Regions from separate parts of the Homo sapiens genome. Here region 2 is linked to region 1. Evidence: read pairs that join two places in POLR2A ChIA-PET (ENCODE). Cell type or tissue: A673. All regions are shown on one strand. Links, peaks and the distances in the headings refer to the core of each region. The heading gives the core; the rest is flanking DNA.

Region 1 (5,372 bases), core at 240-5,239:
ATTACTCAAACCAAGCTCCCTGAAGGCTCTGTCGCCCAGGATGGAGTGTAGTGACATGATCTCAGCTCACTGCAACCTCCGCCTCCCAAGTTCAGGTGATTCTCCTGCCTCAGCCTCCTGAGTAGCTGGGATTAGAGGCACCCGCCACCACGCCCGGCTAATTTTTGTACTTTTAGTAGAGATGGGTTTTTGCCACATTGGCCAAGCTGGTCTTGAACTCCTGACTTCAAGGGATCCACCAGCCTTGGCCTCCCAAAGTGCTGGGATTACAGACGTGAGCCACTGCACCCACTCAGGGGTTTTTTGAAGATAGTTTGGTGGTCAGGAGGCTAGGGTCTAGGTGCTGCTGGCTAGTTGGGGATGGGATCATAGGGATGTGGAACACGGCCCTCATGCCGTGAGTCCACTTCTGGGTGGAGGCCACAGGATGGGCCAGGGGTGTCCATCTGGTTGTCAGAAATGCAAAAGCCTGGCCAGGCGCGGTGGCTCACACTTGTAATCCCAGCACTTTGGGAGGCCGAGGCAGGAGGATCACTTGAGGCCAGGAGTTCGAGAGCAGCCTGGCCAACATGGTAAAACTCCGTCTCCACTAAAAATACAAAAAAAATAGCTGGGCATGGTCGTGCATGCCTGTAATCCCAGCTACTCGGGAGGCTGTGGCAGGAGAATCGCTTGAACCCGGGGGGCAGAGGTTGCAGTGAGCCGAGATCACGTCACTGCACTCCATCCTGTGGGCAACAGAGCGAGACTCCGGCTCAAACAAACAAACAAACAAAAAAACCAGAGCGACTCCATCTTGAATAGGGGCTGGGTAAAATGAGGCTGAGACCTGCTGGGCCACATTCCCAGGAGGTCAGGCATTCTTACTCACAGGAGGAGATAGGAGGTTGGCAGGACAGTATCACAGGACACAGGTCACGAAGACCCTGCTGTTAGAACAGAACATGGTAAAGAAGCCGCCAAATCTCACCAAAACCAAGATGGCGAAGAAAGTGACCTCTGGTTGTCCTCATTGCTCATTATATGCTAATTATAATGTATTAGCATGCTAAGAGACACTCTCACCAGTGCCATGACCGTTCACAAATGCCATGGCAATGTCCGGAAGTTACCTTATATGGTCTGAAAAGGGGAGGAGGCTGAGGCGGGCGGATCACCTGAGGTCGGGAGTTCGAGACCAGCCTGATCAACACGGAGAAACCCCGTCTCTACTAAAAATGCAAAATTAGCCGGGCGTGATGGCACATGCCTGTAATCCCAGCTACTCGGGAGGCTGAGGCAGCAGAATCACTTGAACCTGGGAGGCGGAGGTTGCAGTGAGCCAAGATCGCACCATTGCACTCCAGCCCAGGCAACAAGAGTGAAACTCTATCTCAAAAAAAAAAAAAAAAAAAAAAAAAAAAAGACGTGTGTGTGTGCACACAGAAATGTGTGCCTATTGTCTAATAAATACTCATAAAGCATCTTCTATGTCCCAGACTCTGTTTTCTGCACTGGGAAACACAGCAGTAAACATCACACATATCCTTCTCTATATCCTTTAGATTCCAATAGGGAAGGACAGAAAGTTAACCATGTTGATAAATAGCATGTTAATAGATATATCCCAGCCGGGCACGGTGGGTCATGCCTGTAATCCCAGCACTTTGGGAGGCCAAGGAGGGCAGATCACCTAAGGTCAGGAGTTCGAAACCAGCCTGGCCAACATGGTGAAACACCATCTCTACTAAAAAAAAAAAAAAAAAAAAAATAGCCAGGCAAGGTGTCGCATGCCTGTAATCCCAGCTACTCAGGAGGCTGAAACAGGAGAGTTGCTTGAACTCAGGAGGTGCAGGTTGCAGTGAGAGAAGATCGTGCCACTGAACTCCAGCCTGGGCAACAGAACAAGACTCCATCCCCCCATAAAAAAAGAAAAAATATTTGTGAAATGTATACACGCAGTTGTCCCTCAATGTCTGCAGGAGATTGCAAGATCCCTGCAGGTATCAAAGTCAGTGGATGCTCAAGACCCTGATATAAAATGGTGCAGTAACCAGACGCGGTGGCTCACGCCTATATTCCTAGCTCTTTGGGAGGCCAAGGTGGGAGGATTGCTTGAGCTCAGGAGTTTGAGACCAGCTTGTCCAACATAGTGAGACCTCATCTCTACAAAAAATACAAATATTAACTGGGTGTGGTAGCTGGGGCCTGTGGTACTAGCTACTTGGGAGGCTGAGGTGAGAGGATCACTTAAGCCTGGGAGGCCAAGGCTGCAGTGAGCTGAGATCACACCATTGCCTCCTACCCTGGGGGACAGAGTGACAGCCTGTCTCAAAAAAATAAAATAAAAAGGCGTGGCCGGGTGCGGTGGCTCATGCCTGTAATCCCGGCACTTTGGGAGGCCAAGGCAGGTGGATCACCTGAGGTCAGGAGTTCGAGACCAGCCTGGCCAACATGGTGAAACCCCGTCTCCACTAAAAATACAAAAATCAGCTGGGCATGGTGGCAGGCACCTGTAATCCCAGCTACTCGGGAGGCTGAGGCAGGAGAATCACTTGAACCCAGGAGGCAGAGGTTGCAGTGAGCTGAAATCATGCCGTTGCACTTCAGCCTGGGCGACAAGAGCAAGACTCCGTCTTAAACAAAATAAATAAATTAATTAAAATAAAATAAAATGGTGCCGTATTTGTGTAAAACCTCCACACACCCTCCCATATACTGTAGATCAGTTCTAAGTTGCTTATAATAACTAGTGCAACATCAACGCTATGTAAATAGTTGTTATACTGTATTTTAAACTTTGCATTATTTTTCTTCTTGTATTGTTAATTTTATTGTTTTTATTAAAATGCTTTCTTCTTCTTTTCTCTCCATTTTTTTTTTAAATGTTTTGTTTTGAGACAGGGTCTTGCCCTGTCACCCAGGCTGGAGTGCAGTGGTGGGATGGCGGTTCACCGCAGCCTCGAACTCCTGGGCTCAAGCAATCCTCCTGCCTCAGCCTCCAGAGTAGCTGGGACCGCAGGTGCAGCCACCACGCCTGGCTTCAAATATTTTCGATTCTGCTGAATCCACGGGTATGGAACCAGCAAATACAGAATTCGAGGACAAGAAACCCGCAGATAACGAGAATCAATTATACTAATTGTATCTAGAATATATAATGACGTCAATGGAAAAATTGCATGACCACCAGAGGGCACACTTTTACACCCAAAACGTCCCACTTTGCTGTTTGTTTTTTTGTGGGTTTTGTTTTGTTTTGTTTTGTTTTGTTTTGTTTTGTTTTGTTTGAGACGGAGTTTCGCTCTTGTTGCCCAGGCTGGAGTGCAATGGTGTGATCGATCTGATCTCGGCTCACCGCAGCTTCTGTCTCCCGGGTTCAAGCAATTCTCCTGCCTCAGCCTCCCAAGTAGCTGGGATTACAGGCATGCGCCACCACGCCTGGCTAATTTTGTATTTTAGCAGAGACGGGGTTTCTCCATGTTGGTCAGGCTGGTCTCGAACTCTCAACCTCAGGTGATCCGCCCGCCTCGGCCTCCTAAAGTGCTGGGATTACAGGTGTGAGCCACCGCACCCAGCCCACCACTTTGCTGTTCTTTGGAAATGTTCACAGAAGGCAAACAATGCTGTTTGCTCTGAGTTAAGGGGGAGAATATGCATATATTAAATACGCATGTCCATACACACACAGAGAAGGATAAAGCAACAGAAGGCACAAAAATAGCATGGGGGAAGCGCGGGGAAAGATGCGTTCAGGGGTTCTTGGTACTATTCTTCCAACTTTTCTGTAAGTTTGAAGTTATATCAAAGTAAAAAGTTGGGCTGGGTGCAGTAGGTCACACCTGTAATGCCAGTACTTTGGGAGGCTGGGGCAGGAGGATCGATTGAGCCCAGGAGTTTGAGATCTGCCTGGGCAACATAGCCAGACCCCATCTCTACAAAAAAATATGAAAATTAGCAAGTGTGGCAGCAGTACCTGCAGCCTCATAGCTCACTAAAGCCTTGACCTCATGGGCTCAAGTGATCCTCCTACCTCAGCCTCCTGAGAAGTTGGGACTACAGGCACACGCCATCACACCCAGCTAATTTTTCTTTTTATTCTTTTCTTTTCTTTTCTTTTTTGTGAGATGGAGTCTTGCTCTGTCGCCCAGGCTGGAGTGCAGTGGCGTGATCTTGGCTTACTGCAACCTCCGCCTCCCAGGTTCAAGCAGTTCTCTGCCTCAGCCTCCTGAGTAGCTGGGATTGCAGGCACGTGCCACCACGCTCAGCTAATTTTTGTATTTTTAGTAGAGACGGGGTTTCACCATCTTGGCCAGGCTGGTCTTGAACTCCTGACCTCCTGATCCACCCGCCTCGGCTTCCCAAAGTATTGGGATTACAGGTGTGAGCCACGGTGCCCAGCCACGCCTGGCTAATTTTTCAATTTTCTTACATGTTGTCCAGGCTGGTCTCAAACTCTTGGTCTCAAGTGATCCTCCTGCCTTGGCCTCCCAAAGTGCCAGGTGCAGGAACCACTGCGCCTCGCCCTTTCAGGAATTTGAGAATAGTCTGTTGGCAGTTGAAGACGGGTCATCCAAAACAAAGTTGCTAACCTGAATCACCCAGAAGCTCTTTGCTTTTTGTATTTAATCCTGGATGTTATTCTTAAATTTATCGTGGTAAAAGCATTGTAATTGGACAATGACAGGGAAAATTCATTCATTTAGCTCCAAATGACCATTGCTTGCAATCTGCAGACAATGTATCCGTTTATTTTTCTTTTCTGGTTTCTAACGCTATTGGTATTCTCATCATAACATGGTTTTCTTACATTTCTATTAGCTTGTCTCTTTTTTTCACTGAAATTGTTATTGAGATAATTGTAGAATCATATGCAGTTCTAAGAAATAACACAGACATTGGCCGGGCACGGTGGCTCACTCCTGTAATCTCAGCACTTTGGGGAGCTGAGGCAGGTGGATCACCTGAGGTCAGGAGTTTGAGAGCAGCCTGGCCAACATGGCAAAACCCTGTCTCTACAAAAAATACAAAAAAAAAAAAAAAATTAGCCAGGCGTGGTGGCGGGCGCCTGTAATGCCAGCTACTCAGGAGGCTGAGGCAGGAGAATTGCTTGAACCTGGGAGGCGAAGTTTGCAGTGAGCAGAGATCATGCCACTACACTCCAGCCTGGAGGACAGAGCGAGACTCAGTCTCAAATAATAATAATAATAAATAATAATGATAAAAATACAGACAGATCTTTTCTTTTTTTTTTTTGAAACAGAGTCTTGCTGTACAGACATCTTTTCTATACTTGGCCTAGATTCCTCCAATGGTGACATTTGGAAAACTAAAGTACATTACCACATCCCTGATATTGACGCTGTTAAAATCTATCCATCTTCTTCCCATGG
Region 2 (5,372 bases), core at 301-5,300, 490 kb after region 1:
CGGGGTTTGAACCCTGGACCACCTGCTTCCCCCACACCCAGGGGCTTTCCAGGGGGTGCCTGGAGGGGGAGGGAAGCCGATGTTTGGTGGGTGAGCCTCCCTGAGTCCATCCGTTTTTTGTTTGTTTGTTTACTTGCTTGTTTGTTTTTGAGACAGTTTCACAGTTTCATTCTTGTTGCCTGGGCTGGAGTGCAATGGCGTGATCTCGGCCCACTGCAACCTCTGCCGCCTGGGTTCAAGCGATTCTCCTGCCTCAGCCTCCCAAGTAGCTGGGATTACAGGCGTGAGCCCCTGCACCCGACTATCCATCTGTTTTTTGTGTTTGTGATGGAGTCTTGCTCTGTAGCCCTGGCTGGAGTGTAGTGGCGTGATCTCAGCTCACTGCAACCTCTGCCTCCTGGGTTCAAGCGATTCTCCTGCCTCAGCCTCCCAAGTAGCTGGGATTACAGGCACCCGCCACCACACCCACCTAATTTTTGTATTTTTAGTGGAGACAGGGTTTCACCATGTTGGCCAGGCTGGTCTTGAACTCCTGGCCTCAAGTGATCTGCCCACCTCAGCCTCCCAAAGCACTGGGATTACAGGCATGAGCCACTGTGCCTGGCCTCTGTTTCTTCATTCATTGATTCACTGAGGAAGGTGTGAGGGGCTGAGCTGCTGAGTTGGGGGCTGTGGGGGCTTTTGTCCCAGGCAGCCTGGGAGGTAGTGAGGCCCCTGTCTGCAGAGTGATGCCAGCAAGTCACTGCAGAGGGGGGATGCACCTCATTTCAGCCCCAGGGAGGCTCCGTTCCTTCCTCCCGCGTGGACGAGGGAAGGCAGAGCTGAGCTGGGGCTTGTCTGTGCGCCCTTAGCCAGTCAGGGTCTAACTGGACTTCGGATCTGACTGTCTCTGCCCTCCCTGCCACCTTCTCTAGGGCTCGGGTGACTCCCAGGTGATGGGGCAGCCCTGAGCCTTCCCATTTCTCTGGAAGGAGAGTAGGCAAGGGCCAGGAGCGAGGCCCAGGGGCACGTGTTGATACCCAGCTCTCCATCCCCCGGCTGTGCCGCCCTGGCTAGCCCCTTCTCTGCTCTGAGCCTTCGTTTACTCCTCTGTGTAATGGGCTCACAGCCTCTCCCCCTCAGGATTCTGGGGTAAGAGGAGGCGGGGTGATGAGGCTTCCTATCCCTTCGGAGGCTGGCTTTGGGGAAGGTCCAGGGCTCATGGGGTGTGACCAGCCTGTGACTCTCTCGTCCCATCCCCTCCACAGGCATCTCGTCCCCGGTGAAGAAGACAGAGATGGACAAGTCACCATTCAACAGCCCGTCCCCCCAGGACTCTCCCCGCCTCTCCAGCTTCACCCAGCACCACCGGCCCGTCATCGCCGTGCACAGCGGTAAGCGCCACGGGCCCCTGGCGGGGAGGGGCGGCGGGCCCTCCTATCAGGCCTCTCACAGCCGGGGAAGTCCCACTGGATGTCTGACCATGAGTCCTATTGCTGTAGCCTTCTAGGTGGGCAAAAAACCATAGAGGTGCCGTAGTGGAGAGCGCCCAGGGCCTTGTTCCAGCCCGGCTGAGAGGTTGGACTCAGTCCCTTTGGGCCTCAGTTTCCCCCCTGTATAACAAAAGGCTGCAACCTAACTTCACCTCACTCCCCTCACCCCCGTCTCAATCTAATCCCCCCATTCCAACCCCAGACACTGATGGACAGGCAGGATCAGAAGCTGCCAATGAGGCCAGGCACAGTGGCTCACACCTGTAATCCCGGCACTTTGGGAGGCTGAGGCGGGTGGATCATCTGAGGTCAGGAGTTTGAGACCAGCCTGGCCAACATGGTGAAACCCCATCTCTACTAAAAATACAAAAATTAGCCAGGCGTGGTGGCACGCACCTGTAGTCCCAGCTACTGGGGAGGCTGAGGCAGGAGAATTGCTTGAACCCGGGAGGTAGAAGTTGCAGTGAGCAGAGATCACACCACTGCACTCCAGCCTGGGCAACAGAGTAAGATTCCATCTCAAAAAAAAAAAAAAAAGCTAGGCTTGGTGGCTCATGCCTGTAATTCTAGCACTTTGAGAGGCCGAGGCAGGCAGATCACAAGGTCAGGAGTTCAAGACCAGCCTGGCCAACATGGTGAAACCCCTTGTCTACTAAAAATACAAAAATTAGCCGAGTGTGGTGGTATGCGCCTGTAGTCCCAGCTACTTGGGAGGCTGAGGCAGGAGAATCGCTTGAACCCAGGAGGCAGAGGTTGCGGTGAGGCGAGTTCACGCCATTGCACTCCAACCTGGGCGACAGAGCAAGACCCTGTCTCCAAAAAAAGGCTAAGTGCAAGTGGCTCACGCCTGTAATCCCAGCACTTTGGGATTTCAAGGCGGGCGGATTACGAGGTCAGGAGATTGAGACCATCCTGGCTAACATGGTGAAACCCCGTCTCTACTAAAAATACAAAAAATTATCCGGGCGTGGTGGCAGGCGCCTGTAGTCCCAGCTACTTGGGAGGCTGAGGCAGGAGAATGGCGTGAACCCGGGAGGCGGAGCTTGCAGTGAGCCAAGATCGTGCCAGTGCACTCCAGCCTGGGTGACAGAGCGAGACTCCATCTCAAAAAAAAAAAAAGAGACATCTCCATCTCGGCCAGGCACAGTGGTTCACACCTGTAATCCCAGCACTTTGGGAGGCCGAGGCAGGCGGATCACCTGAGGTCAGGAGTTCAAGACCAGCCTGGACAACATGGTGAAATCTCGTTTCTACTAAAATACAAAAATTAGCTCGGTGTGGTGATGCATGCCTGTGATCCCAGCTACTCAGGAGGCTGAGGCACAAGAATTTCTTGAACCCGGGAGGCGGAGGCTGCAGTGAGCCAAGATTGTGCCATTGCACTCCAGCCTGGGCAACAGAGCAAGACTCCATCTCAAAAAAAAACAAAACAGAACAAACAAAAAATCACCTTCCATGGTTGCCATTGGGATTAAGGGGGGTGAATTGTAGGAAGCCTCAAATATTGCTTACCACCCCATGTTCTAGTGATCAACTATTTAGTTCTTTACACAGTCATGCACACAGAGAGGCAGTCCCAAATCAAAGCAGCCATTTGGGCCAGGGGTCAGCAAACGCTGGCCCCCTGGTTGCCTGTTCTTACGAATAAAGTTTTATTGGCAAACAGCCACGACCACGTCTTTGTATATGTCCTGTGGCAGCTCTCACCCTGTCTTGGCAGGGCTGAGTAATTACAGCAGAGACCACGTGGCCAAAAGCCAAAAATATTTACTATCTGGCCAGAGGCTGTGGAGATGAGGGAGTGACTGCTATAAATAGTGAAAATACTAAAAATCACTGAACTGTTTAGAAAGAGGAAAAGGCAGGCACCACAATAGAATATGACTCAGCCATGAAAACGCACGAGGCTCTGACGCAGGCCACCTTGAGGACGTCATGCTCAGTAAGAGAAGCCAGACAAAAAGGCCACACAGCATGTGATCTCATTTCTATGAAATGTCCAGGACAGGGCCAGCCACAGAGGCAGGAAGGGGATGTATGGGTGCTGGGGCTGGGGGAGGAGGTGAGGAGTGACGGCTGATGGAGACGGAATTTCTTTATGTGCTGGAATTAGGCCGGGCACAGTGGCTCATGCCTGCAATCCCAGCACTTTGGGAGGCTGAGGTGGGTGGATTGCTTGAGTCCAGGAGTTTGAGACCAGCTTGGGCAACATGATGAAACCCCATCTCTACTAAAAATACAAAAAATTAACCAGGCGTGGTGGCACACGCCGGCAGTCCGTGCTACTCAGGCCGAGGCAGGAGGATCACCTGAGGTCAGGAGGTCAAGGCTGTAGTGAGCCATGATCATGCCCCTGCACTCCAGCCTGGGTGACAAAGCGAGATTCTATCTCTTAAAAAAAAAAAAAAAAGATCACTATTCAGCCATTTGCAGAAAGAGCTTGCCAACCCTAGATTTATAGTGTAGACTGTGGGGCCAGATGGGCTGGGTTCAAATTCCCGGTCTGCCATCTGATGCCGTGTGGCCCCAGGCAGGTGACACATCCCCTGAAGGCCACCCTGTCATCCTCTGTTTAAAAAAAAAAAAAAAAAGACGGGGCCAGGTGCAGTGGCTCACGCCTGCAATCCCAGCTCTTTGGGAGGCCAAAGTGGGCGGATCACCTGAGGTCAGGAGTTCAAGACCAGCCTGGCCAACATGGCGAAACCCCATCTCTACTAAAAATACAAAAGTTAGCCAGGCATGGCGGCGTGCACTTGTAATCCCAGCTACTCGGGAGGCTGAGGCAGAATTGCTTGAACCCAGGAGGTGGAGGTTGCAGTGAGCTGAGGTCATACCACTGCACTCCAGCCTGGGTGACTGTCTCAAAAAAAAAAAAAAAAAAAAAAGACCAGGCTCAGTGGGTTACACCTGTAATCCCCGCACTTTGGGAGGCCTAGGAGGGAGGATCGCTTGAGCCCAGGAGTTCGAGACCTGCCTGGGCAACATAGCAAGACCCCCACCTCTACAAAACTAAAAAATTAAATTAAAACACAAGGATAATATCACAGCCCCAGTGGGGTTGCCGTGGGAGTCGGGGAATTTGGGTGTCAATGTGGTCAGTGCTGCTGGGTTTTTTTGGTGGTTATTGTTACTAAACGCACTGAGATGCCGGCAGGAATGACACCCACAGACACACAGTCACACGGTCACAGAGCAGACCGGCTGGAGCCCCCAAGTAACCCCCGCTTCCCACTGTCTCCGCAGGGATCGCCCGGAGCCCACACCCGTCCTCCGCTCTGCATTTCCCTACGACGTCCATCCTACCCCAGACGGCCTCCACCTACTTCCCCCACACGGCCATCCGCTACCCACCTCATCTCAACCCCCAGGACCCGCTCAAAGATCTTGTCTCGCTGGCCTGCGACCCAGCCAGCCAGCAACCTGGACCGGTGAGTTGGGCGGGGCGCATTCGGGCCTCTCCTGGCGGCTCCAGGTGACCTCCCGGGGGCCACGTGCTCACACGAAGGCACAACCTCTGCTTAAAAGGGTCTTGAGGACTTGGCTCTGAAGTCCCCTCCTCTGTCGTGCTGGGAGGCAGCTGGATTGGGTCAGAATTGAGATGCTTTCGGATGTCAGGGTTTCGGGCGCATCATGTCGCACCCTGTGGGGTCTGGGTAGCACCCGTAGGTCCCAGCAACTGCGTGAGTCGTACTCATGTTAACACAAGGCAGGGAGGGACTGGGCATAGCGGCTCATGCCTGTGATCCCAGCGCTTTCGGAGGCCAAGGCGGGAGGATTGCATAAGCCCAGAGTTCAAGACCAACCTGGGCAGCATAGCGTGACCCAGTTTCTACAAAAAAAATACTTAAAAATGAGCCACGCATGGTGGCGGGCGCCTGTAGTCCCAGCTACTCAGGAGGC

The links. Peaks named below come from ENCODE experiments on the same cell type or tissue, not always from the same donor. Only the 100,000 strongest peaks of a DNase experiment are listed, where the experiment ranks them.
Region 2: POLR2A ChIA-PET joins it to region 1 with 6 read pairs; 1 of 35 experiments calls an interaction of 5 or more read pairs at or near these places.

What each region holds. Positions count from the first base shown.
Region 1 is chr19:2,953,452-2,958,823 of GRCh38, forward strand. No RefSeq gene overlaps it. Among named protein-coding and RNA genes, the nearest start is that of ZNF77, 11 kb to the left of the region's middle. In A673, for the core only: a CTCF peak has its summit at 3,168 (motif pointing right); a DNase peak (open chromatin) is centred at 3,160.
Region 2 is chr19:3,447,767-3,453,138 of GRCh38, forward strand. It overlaps NFIC (nuclear factor I C), which reads left to right. Exons shown (of 11, transcript NM_001245002.2): 7 at 1,248-1,373; 8 at 4,716-4,900. Among named protein-coding and RNA genes, the nearest start is that of SMIM24, 30 kb to the right of the region's middle. In A673, for the core only: no CTCF peak of the experiment used is centred there; a DNase peak (open chromatin) is centred at 3,315.